Linked DNA regions of Homo sapiens: region 2 is linked to region 1. A link is a contact called in ENCODE Hi-C or POLR2A ChIA-PET data. All regions are on one chromosome and are shown on one strand. Each heading gives the region's core, a stretch centred on a gene start or an enhancer-like site at or near the end of the contact. The rest is flanking DNA. Distances are from core to core; before and after follow the strand shown.

Region 1 (5,643 bases), core at 1,628-4,127:
ATACAGTCACTACCCTTAAGTAACTTACAGACTAGTCAGGGTTGAAAGAGAAATTGAAAAGTTAAACAAACACTACCACAGAATGTGGTCCAGGATAGAACAGACTTTGGCATAAGGTGCTATGGGAACAGAATGAAGGGCCCCTAACCCATCCTTGGTGGTTGAGGAAGAAGTCTCAAAGCAAGTGAGGCCTGCATTGATTCGTAAAGGATGAGTAGGATTTAGACACACGGCTGGGTGTGGTGGCTCATGCCTGTAATCCCAGCACTTTGGGAGGCCGAGGCGGGCGGATCACCTGAGGTCAGAAGTTTGAGACCAGCCTGGCCAACATGGTGAAACCCCGTCTCTACTAACAAAAATTAGCCAGGCATGGTGGCACATGCCTGTAATCCCAGCTATTCGGGAGGCTGAGGCAGGAGAATCACTTAAACCCGGGAGTCAGAGGTTGCAATGAGCCAAGATTGCGCCACTGCACCCCAGCCTGGGCGAAAGAGTGACTCCATCTCAAAAGAAAAAAAAAAAAGGATTTAGACACACAAAGGACTTGTAGAATCTGGAAGAAAGAAATGCAGGAAAGCCTGAAGGTAGGGGAAGCTCAGTGTGTCTTGGGAGTGCTGGGCAGTTTGGGTGGCTGGCATGCAAGGTAGGAAGAAATGAATGGGCAGAGATGAAACTGGAGAGAGGAGGAGGGTCTGGTCACATACCTGCTGAGCTACTGAGGAATTTGGACTCTATCTTAGAGGTATTGGAGAGGCGGAGGTTAGGGGGAAGGGTGAGAGAGTAGAGCCTTTAGAGACAGAAGTTAGAGCAGGAGGAAAAAGTATATGATTTAGGCTTTGGGGTCAGACAGCTTGGGTTGGAATTTTGACTTGATTTGAATTTTGACTTGAATCATGGGCAAATTTCTTAATCTCCCTAGGTTTCAGTTTCCTCATCTATTAAGTGGGGGTAAATGATACTTACTTGTATCCTAGGATCATGGTTAGAATTCGGTGAGAAAATGATTGGAAAGCCCTTAACTCAGAGCCTGGCACACAGAAAGGCTCAATCAGTGCTTATTATAATTAAGAGCCAATGGTAGTAATGACTGCTCTTCTTGCCTTGGAAATGGCGCTTCCCCCCATCTCTTTGATGTATGCAGGATACTGGACTTGATTGGTTATTGTCACTGTGTTTCCTTTGAGCTGTCCTGACTACCCATCAATTGGGGATACTACACAAGAGGTCAGTCCAGAGATCTCTCCCAGCCCCCAAACCTTCAGAGTGCAAATCTTTTTGTAGCTTGACCCCTTTGCCTCCAGTGAGTGGCAAAGCTTGGGACATCTTGAGAGCACCATCTTGCTGATCCATGCTTTGGGTGGGCCATTTTCTCTTTCTTGAAGCCTGAACCCACTGCACTGGCCTGATTGACTCTCCCAAAGAGCACTGTTCCCCCCTCCCACACAGTCCCTCTGTAAGTGATGCTCATATCACTGGTTCTCAAAGCAAAGTTTACAAAGACCAGGGTCATCCTGAGAGTATGTGGGCAGATTACATGGTGCACTTGACCCTTGCTCCTTTGTGTTTACACAGGCAGAGTCAGGCCAGACTACATGCCAGGGTGACCTTAAGAGAGAAAAGAGGCCAGGCATGGTGGCTCATACCTGTAATCCTAGCACTTTGGGAGGCCGAGGTGGGCAGATCACGAGGTCAGGAGTTTGAGACCAGCCTGACCAACATGGTGAAACCCCGTCTCTACTAAAAATACAAAAATTAGCTGGGCGTGGTGGTGTGTGCCTGTGATCCCAGCTACTCAGGAGGCTGAGGCAGGAGAATCACTTGAACTCGGGAGGCGGAGGTTGTGGTGAGCCGAGATCGCGACACTGCGCTCCAACCTGGGCAACAAGAGCGAAACTCCATCACAAACAAAACAAAACAAAACAAAACACAACAAGCAAACAAACAAAAAAACAAAAGCGAAAAGAATGGCTGGGGCAGCCTAGGGCAGGTACACGTCTTTGTCCTCCCCACCCCCGTCACCAGGTCCTCGTAAACAATGATAGAGGGAGGAGATACGGAGGGGCAAAACAAACCCCCTCCTCCATAGGCCCCAATTCTCCCTTTCCCCACAGCTCCAAAACCTTTCAACCCCTTTCCTCTTTTCTGCAGATTTTATTTAGTCATAGGCTGGGGGATGGAGAAGGGGACCATAGATTCCCAAGCAGCCATTCCACTGGGACTCATTTTGGTTGTCTGATAGTCCCAGCAACCTGTGCCAGCCATGTTGAGGAAGGGCTCTCTCGGTTCAGACTCCCAATTCCTGGACTTAGACCCACATGATTGTTTGAACCTTCCTTCCTCTCGCCACTCATTCTTCCAGGGCACCTGCCACTTTTCTTTCTCATCCGCGTGCCTCCCCCTCCCTTTCATTGCATGCACTTCTTGTTGCATTTTCTGCTGCTTTCTTGGCCTCTCCTCCTGAATGATCATTCCTGCTCACCACGCTTGGGACTCCTGAGGAAATGGTGACCCAGTTTCCTGGAACTACTTACCCCAGAAAGATCCGGACCAACCCCAGCTCTACTTACAAAGGGGAGAATTGGAGGTCAGAAGCTATGCATGAAGGTGGGGAGAGCCCACAGGGTCTTATGAGGCCAGAGACCCGACAGCGCCCTTGGCACTACCTCCCTGCCAGCTGCTCCATCCCCCTTTCTCGTTCCTGCCCTACAGAGACAAGTGGACTCACTTGGCTGGCTGCGAGAAGCCGAAGTAATGATAAGGATGAGGACAAGGAGAGACAGGGCAGCCTCGGAGACCTTCATCCTCTCAGCGAGGCAGTACAGCTTCAGGGAGAGCCGAATGAAGATGTTGTCTGTTGCTGGTGGTCCGCTTGCCAACTACTCAGCTCTCTGGACCTTGACCGCATCAGAGCCGGTAGAGGAGGAGAAACAACAGGCCTCAGTGTTTGCTGAAACAGAGGGCAGCAGAGGATGGGACTTGGTGCAGAGCTGAATTCAGTAGAATCTGAATTCACGTGAAGAAATGGGCGAATGTGTGTCAGCTACCTTACATGCCCTATCTTATATAATCCTTAAAATAGTGAATAGCGATTATTACTTCCCTGGGACTACTGAGGCCTAGAGGCTAAATAAATTGTCCAAGGTCACCTGGGTGGATAGGCGGATGAAAAACCAGATCTGTTTGATTTCACCATGTTACCTGCCACCATCTGTATGTTGGGGAAGGGCAGGCAGGGTTGAACCACCCCAGCTTCCCCCAGGTGATCAGTCTTGGGGAGATGAGCACAAAGCAGGATTACAGAGCCCAGACTGAGGCAAAGGTAGGGCTTAGTTGCCTCTGAGAAGGAAATGCCCTCTCCCAGTCCAAGGCCACATGATTGAGCTCACACTCTTTCCTGTCACAGTGTATGCTAATACTCCAAAAAAAAAAAAAAACAATGTGCCTGATCCTTGGGTCCCCATTTGTTGCTGGACCGTTTGACTTATTTGTCAATGTTTTTATTTATCTCTTTGGACCTCGGACTTTGGACTGATTTTTAGGTGTAGCCAGCTCGCTGATCCCTCCTGGGTGCCCCCATGGCCAACCATGACCAGCAGGGGACCCTCCAACTCTGTGCACCTGACAACCTGCGTCTGTGCTCCAGGACTCCAGCTTCTGCCCCTCTGGCCTGGGCTCTGGCTGGACCTGTCCCACAGCTTCCTCTCTCTTCAGGTGCCTCAGGACCCTTTTCCATGTTGAAAGCTGCATTTAGAGAAGAGATCAAAGATATAAGGGATTTTGCTGTTGATGGACAGCAAGCTTTAGAGGCATAGGTGATGTGTTTCAGGTGTTGAGGGCAGTGGGAGGCAGGGGCAGAAACAGGGACTGTGCAGATCCTTATGGGGCTTTCTGCTTGGCATGACTGCTCATAGATAGGTAAACCGTATAATGCAGTTACTCCTGGTGGGTTCAAGGCTTCACCTGGTGGTGAAGCTGTGGCTTTTTGTGAGGGCAGGGAGGGTACGTATGTGGGGCATCCTCTTGACCTCTGTTTATGGAGGTGACAAGGCCTGAGAAGCCTGGTTGTGACTTTGGCATGCAGGCCCCCATATGGCCCTTAATGTGGCCCACAAGCCCTTCCTTATCTGTGGAAGGCTGGAGGCCAGGAAAGGGTGGTCATAATCCCTACTCTGGGCAAGCTCTTATTCCAAGTACACAGAGCTCCTCCTTGGGCCCTGAAGATAGGTTTGAGAGCTTATTCTTGGAGCATAGTCCTCCTCTTGATTTCTGTCTTATTCCATCTGTCCCTCTATCCCTCCCTCCCTCTTTCTCTCCATCCATCCATCCATCCCTCCCTCCCTTCCTCCCTCCCTTCCTCCCTTCCTCCCTCCCTTCATCCCTCCCTGCTTCCCTCCCTCCATCCATTCCTCCTTCCCTTCATCCTTCCATCCACACATTCTTCCCTTCCTTCATCCATCCATCCATCCATCCATTTCCTGAACACCTGGTATGGGCTAGGCTTTCTGCTAAGCCTTCTAGGGGATAAAAAAGTTAGTAAAACAATATAGTATAATCTGATGTGTGTAAGCGAAGGGGAGGGGTTGGATAAAATGTCTTCATGCATCATTCCTATTCCAGACAGCAGTGAAGAAAGGCCTTGAAAACAGCACAGAAAAAAGGACTATGGAGTTTGACTGCTATAGAGAGCCCTTTATGAAGTGTTACCTAAAAAATCAAATGATGATTTGTAGCTTTTACACTTGTCATGAAGCTTAAATAAGATAATGCATACAGACTGCCTAGCAGAGTGCTTGGAGTATAGAAAGCATTAAGAAAACGGGGTCTGCTACTGTTGTTGCTGAGGAGGAGACGGTCTTTACACTGCTTTTCTTTCTCACTTTCTGCTTCTCACTACCTGCATTGCAGGCCTGACCTATTTTTTGTACCAGGCTCCAGCAAAACTTCTGCAGAGCGAGGCTTGATGCCGAGGGTGCCACACCCTGGTGTCCTCAGTGCATGGCCAATGAGTAAATCCCGTAGAAAGGAATGAGGCCAGGGAAGAGCATGAGTGGTCTTTAATTCAAAGCAGGGAAGCTCCAAGAGGGTGACTGGGGCTGAGAGTTAGCGGTGGGTGGAGGAGGGGGCCTTGGCATCTTCTCTTTATGTCTCTGAGCTGTGCCTTCGCCACCCCTTCTGGGTCACTCAGTTCTCCTTCATGTCCTTGATATAGTCCTGGACCCACTTGTCACTGGGGTTGGTACAGACGGAATGGCCCCTTTTGGTGATGAAGCTGTGGAGCAAGAGGGAGAAGGATCACAAACCGAGGGGCCCAGTGGCCGGAAGAGACAGCCCATCTTCCCTCCCTCCTAAATTCCCCACCTGACCTATACTGCTTTTCCTTTCTTCCACAGAGGCAGCTTAGAGCCAGTCTCCTCTCTGAGACATACTCTTCGGTTCCTAGGACCCCTAGACCCATCTAGTCTCTGTGTCCCCCTGAGGAAGTGCCCTCTTGCCTTCTTCTCCCTTCTCTGTCATCTCCCCATCCATGGGGTCAGTTTCCCCATGGCTCCTGCAGGCTCCAGCCAGAAAGCGCTCAGATTGCCCCTCAGCTGCCTCTCCCCATGTAGTCACACCTGGGAGGTACGCTGGGGGTCCCCATTCCAC
Region 2 (4,736 bases), core at 2,237-4,736, 230 kb after region 1:
TACTAACACATCTGCTATCAGGCAACACGGAACATTACAGCTGGGGGCGAGGGTCTTGGAGAAGATCAGAACATTTGAAGCAAGAGCTGTACAAAGAAAAGGGGGAGAGAACAGATGAGAGAAGTGCAGCTTGTGTGTGCGGGTGGGGAGGGAGGGAGAGTGCTGAGGCAGGATGACCTTGTACTTTATTTAATGACCCTGAAGTACCCCAGGATGCTGCTCCAACCTCTCCTGTGGCTCCCAGATGCTGTGGGTCCCTTTTTTTCTTAACTTGTATTTTAGGTTCAGGGGTACGTGTGCAGGTTTGTTATATAGGTAAGTTGTGTGTTGCGGGGGGTTTGGTGTACAGATTATTTCATCACCCAGGTAATAAGCATAGTACCCAATAGGTAGTTTTTTTTATCCTCACCCTCCTCCCACCCTTCACCCTTAAGTAGGCCCTGGTGCCTGCTGTTCCCTTCTTTGTGTCCATGTGTACTCAATGTTTAGCTTCCACTTATAAGTGAGAACATGCAGTATTTGGTTTTCTGTTCCTGTGTTAGTTCGCTTAAGATAATGGCCTCCAGCTCCATCCATGTTGCTGCAAAGGGCATGATCTTGTTCTTTTTTTTATGACTGAGAAGTATTCCATTATATATATATATATATATATACCAAATTTTTTTTATCCAGTTTACCATCAGTGGGCATTTAGGTTGATTCCATGTCTTTGCTATTGTGAATACTGTTGCGATGAACATACATGTGCACATGTCTTTATGGTAGAATGATTTATATTCCTTTGGGTATATACCCAATAATGGGATTGCTGGGTTGAATGGTAATTCTGTTTTAAGTTCTTTGAGAAATCGCCAAACTGCTTCCCACAATGGCTGAACTAATTTACATTCCCACCAGCAGTGTATAAGTGTTCCTTTTCTCCACAGCCTCACCAACATCTGTTATTTTTTGACTTTTTAAAAATAGCCATCCTGACTGGTTTGAGATGGTATCTCATTGTGGTTTTAATTTGCATTTCTCTAATGATTAGTGGTGCTGAGCATTTTTTGTATGTTTCTTGGCCGCGTGTACGTCTTCTTTTGAAATGTGTCTGTTTATGTTCAATGCCCACGTTTTAACGGAGTTGTTTGTTTTTTGCTTGTACATGTGTTTAAATTCCCTATAGATTCTGGATATTAGACCTTTGTGAGATACATAGTTTGTAAATATTTTCTCCCATTCTGTAGGTTATCTCTTTACTCTGCTGATAATTTCTTTTGCTGTGCAGAAGCTCTTTAGTTTAATTAGATCCCATTTGTCAGTTTTTGGTTTTGTTGTGATTTGTTTTTGGCATCTTCATCATGAAATATCTGCCAGATCCTATGCCCAGAATCATATTGTCTAGGTTATCTTACAGGTATCATATTTTTATAGTTTTATATTTTAGGTTTTACATTTAAGTCTTCAACCCATTGTGAGTTGATTTTTACAGATGGTGTAAGGAAGGGGTCCAGTTTCAATCTTTTGCATACAGCTAGCCAGTTATCCCAGTACCATTTATTGACTGGGAAGTCCTTTCCCTGTTGCTTGTTTTTGTTAACTTTGTCAAAGTTCGGATGGCTGCAGGTATGCAGCATTATTTCTGAGCTCTCTATTTTGTTCTATTGGTCTATGAGTCTGTTTTTGTACCAAAGCCATGCTGTTTTGGTTACTGCAGCCCTGTGGTATAGTTTGAAGTCATGGCTCCCTTTTTTTACTCTTCTTTTTTCTTTCTCAGAGAAGAGCAGGTAACAATGTGGGGTTAAAGGTGAGCAGGTGGGTTAGAGTAGTGGAGCTAAAGGCAGATAGAGGTCTTGATCCAATTATCCTCATTCCCTTCATTTGTCCAACCTTGCACACTCCTGTATGCAGGGCCTTTGTAAGCTTCACCTTCTGTACAGGTGCCCAGCAACTGTCAAACCAGCCAGGGCTTAACATGAGCATGGGCATTCCCTATGGACTGGCTGGGACACACCCACATCCTTAGATTACACATTTTGCCTGTAACATAGATAAACTCATTACTAGGTATATAATTCTGTTTTGTTTTGTTTTGGTTTGTTTTGCTTTGTTTTGTTTTGCTTTGCTTTGTTTTTGGGACAGGGTCTCATTCTGTCAAACAAGCTGGAGTGCAGTGGCACAATCACCACTCACTGCAGCCTGGACTTTCCTGGGCTCAGGTGATCTTCCCACCTGAGCCTACTGAGCAGCTGGGACTACAGGTGTGTATCACCACTCCCAGTCAAGTTTTTTTTTTGTATGTGTGTTTTTTATAGAGACAGTGTTTCACCATGTTCCCCAGGCTGGTCTCAAACTTCTGGGCTCAAGCAATCTGCCTGCCTTGACCTCCCAAAGTGCTGGGATTTCAGGTGTGAGGCCCTGTACCCAGCTCAATTCTGTTTTTATACTAGAAGAACATTCTCTATCTGGGTCTTCCAGACTTGATTCTTACTGGTTAATTTGTCCTGGTCTTTTGCTGGTCCAAGAAAATATCTTGAAATCTTTATTTCTTCTCCGTTCCCTCCTTGTCCTAGGACAGACTAGCCCTATCCCTTCCCTGAATTAAGTCTGAGTATAATCGGTCTTTGAGTGTGGAATAGCTCCTAGCAGTCTATCAGTCAATGGTTTCTCTTTGTGGTCACACTCTATGTTTATTCTGGAGACTACAGCATGGAAAGAAAATGGACTTTGGAGTCAGATGAATCTTGATTCGAATCTTGATTCAAATCTTGGCAGTGCCATTCATCAGCTCTGTGGCATTGAGCGCCATCAGTGGACCACTCTCTGATCCCCAATTGCCTTATCTGTAAAATGAGATTAGACACCCCTGCTCAAGATTATGGTAGGATTATATATAATATGTGTAACACAGCTTTCCCAGTGCCTGGTACAAGGTAAGTGTCCAATAAGAACTTACAAATGTTCCTGAGCCACCCTACTGGGTCCCTCCGCACATCCAATGCTGGACTCTTCATGCCCAAGGAAACATATAGGGCACAAAAGTCAGTGGCACTGAGCTCAGCAGAAGAAGGCACAGGAAGGGGATGGGGGAGTCCTGGTTCCCGCTTTGTTCTTGGGGCCAGGACTGTGGCCAGCCTGGAAAGACTGGCATGAACCCTCCAGCATCTGGGGGTGCCAACCACCAAGAGCAGCACAGTTCTTGTCTACAAGCCACTTGTAGCAGGTGTGAACATTTCATCTTTTCCTCTGGGGTTTGCAACTCTCTCCCCAGTCTCGGTCACTGCTTTTGGCTGTACCACTTCCCTTTTCTTCTCGCCTGCACCTCCCTCATCTTTCCTCTATGATGACATCGCCCTGGGGAAGAGAAGCTGAGAGGAACTCCTCACTCAGCTAGCTTCAGGAGCCATGACATCATCTCTACCATGGAAATTCCACTCACTCTCCTGTGCCCCCACATTTGTCCTAGGCCTCAGAGTCCCTATAAAGAGAGATTCCCAACTCAGTATCAGCACAGGACACAGCTAGGTTCTGAAGCTTCTGAGTTCTGCAGCCTCACCTCTGAGAAAACCTCTTTGCCACCAATACCATGAAGCTCTGCGTGACTGTCCTGTCTCTCCTCGTGCTAGTAGCTGCCTTCTGCTCTCTAGCACTCTCAGCACCAAGTAAGTCTACTTTTGCAGCTGCTATTTCGAGTCAAGGTGTAGGCAGAGTCCTTTTTTCTAGTCATGGCTGGCAAACAGTGGGATCTGGGGATGGGACAAAAGGCAGCTAGGAAGATTGCCATGTAGTCTGCTGCTAAATGTAGAGTCTAGTAGATATTCAGTAACATTCAAGTTCCTATTTTCTTAAGAATTAGCAACCAGCAGAGGAAAACGATGGGCTGGAAGTCAGACTGTTGAATTGGCTCTGCCTTTAATTATTTGTTCAAGCAAGCCCCTGTCCCTCTCTGTGCCTTGGTTTCCCCATCTGTCATATGAAGGGAGTGCGATGTGTTCTGAGACTGAATCCAGTTCCAATCTTCTAGATTTCTTTCTCGTTCTTCTCTGAAGATCCACTATTCAGAATAAGACTCCTGCTCATGTTAGGTGGGAATGGATACAAGGGACCATATTTGGGGTTCTGGTAGCTCCACAGGGATGCTCAATGAAGATGCAAAATTAGAAGTCAAAATAAACAGCTCCCATGGGCAGTGTTGATCTCACCCTGGCCTTTCCTTTCAGTGGGCTCAGACCCTCCCACCGCCTGCTGCTTTTCTTACACCGCGAGGAAGCTTCCTCGCAACTTTGTGGTAGATTACTATGAGACCAGCAGCCTCTGCTCCCAGCCAGCTGTGGTGTGAGTATCAACCCCTGGCTGCCCTGGGAGGCAAGGGTGAGGGCTGGATTTTTAAAGGGGGCCTGTTTTGGGGAGGGGGTGATGAGCGTTGGGGAGGCAGCTCTCAGGGCTGAAGCCTTCCCTGACAGCAGTGAGGTCACAGGTCATGAACTCACTTTTCAAGTGCTGAAGGCGGCTGAGTGGCAGCCGAGACAGAAGGGGGTTCCTGGGGAGGAAGTTATTCAGAGGACAGGGAAGCAGGGGAAGGCAGACAGGTCCCGTGAGATATGGACCAATTCCTTAAACCATGCTAGAAAAACATGTGGAAAAGTCACTACCAGGCTGGCAGGGAATGGGGCAATCTATTCATACTGATTGCAATGCCCACTGGTTCCTAATCTGGGCAACCCCTGGGGCCCACAGCTAAATCCAGTGAGTGGAAG

The links. A loop is a pair of places that touch in the nucleus more often than their neighbours do. ChIA-PET counts read pairs that join two places held with the same protein, here RNA polymerase II (POLR2A). Pooled maps may share reads with other maps.
Region 2: a loop to region 1 is called in a map of GM11168, with 3 times the contacts of the local background. The contact joins the promoter of CCL4L2 here to the promoter of CCL16 in region 1. A Hi-C loop is called at or near these places in 2 of 168 maps with a recorded cell type or tissue (GM11168 and transverse colon), 2 of 37 single-sample maps with no recorded cell type and 6 of 50 pooled maps. POLR2A ChIA-PET finds 5 or more read pairs at or near these places in 1 of 52 experiments (activated B cell).

Annotation. Positions count from the first base shown.
Region 1 is chr17:35,978,620-35,984,262 of GRCh38, forward strand. CCL16 (C-C motif chemokine ligand 16) reads right to left here and starts at 2,878. Exons shown (of 3, transcript NM_004590.4): 1 at 2,726-2,878. The coding sequence starts at 2,801. CCL14 (C-C motif chemokine ligand 14) reads right to left here. Exons shown (of 3, transcript NM_032963.4): 3 at 4,669-5,269. The coding sequence ends at 5,182. CCL15-CCL14 (CCL15-CCL14 readthrough (NMD candidate)) reads right to left here. Exons shown (of 7, transcript NR_027922.3): 7 at 5,037-5,269. RefSeq lists an enhancer at 3,393-3,688 and a silencer at 3,393-3,688.
Region 2 is chr17:36,207,577-36,212,312 of GRCh38, forward strand. CCL4L2 (C-C motif chemokine ligand 4 like 2) reads left to right here and starts at 3,487. Exons shown (of 3, transcript NM_001291468.2): 1 at 3,487-3,641; 2 at 4,200-4,314. The coding sequence starts at 3,566.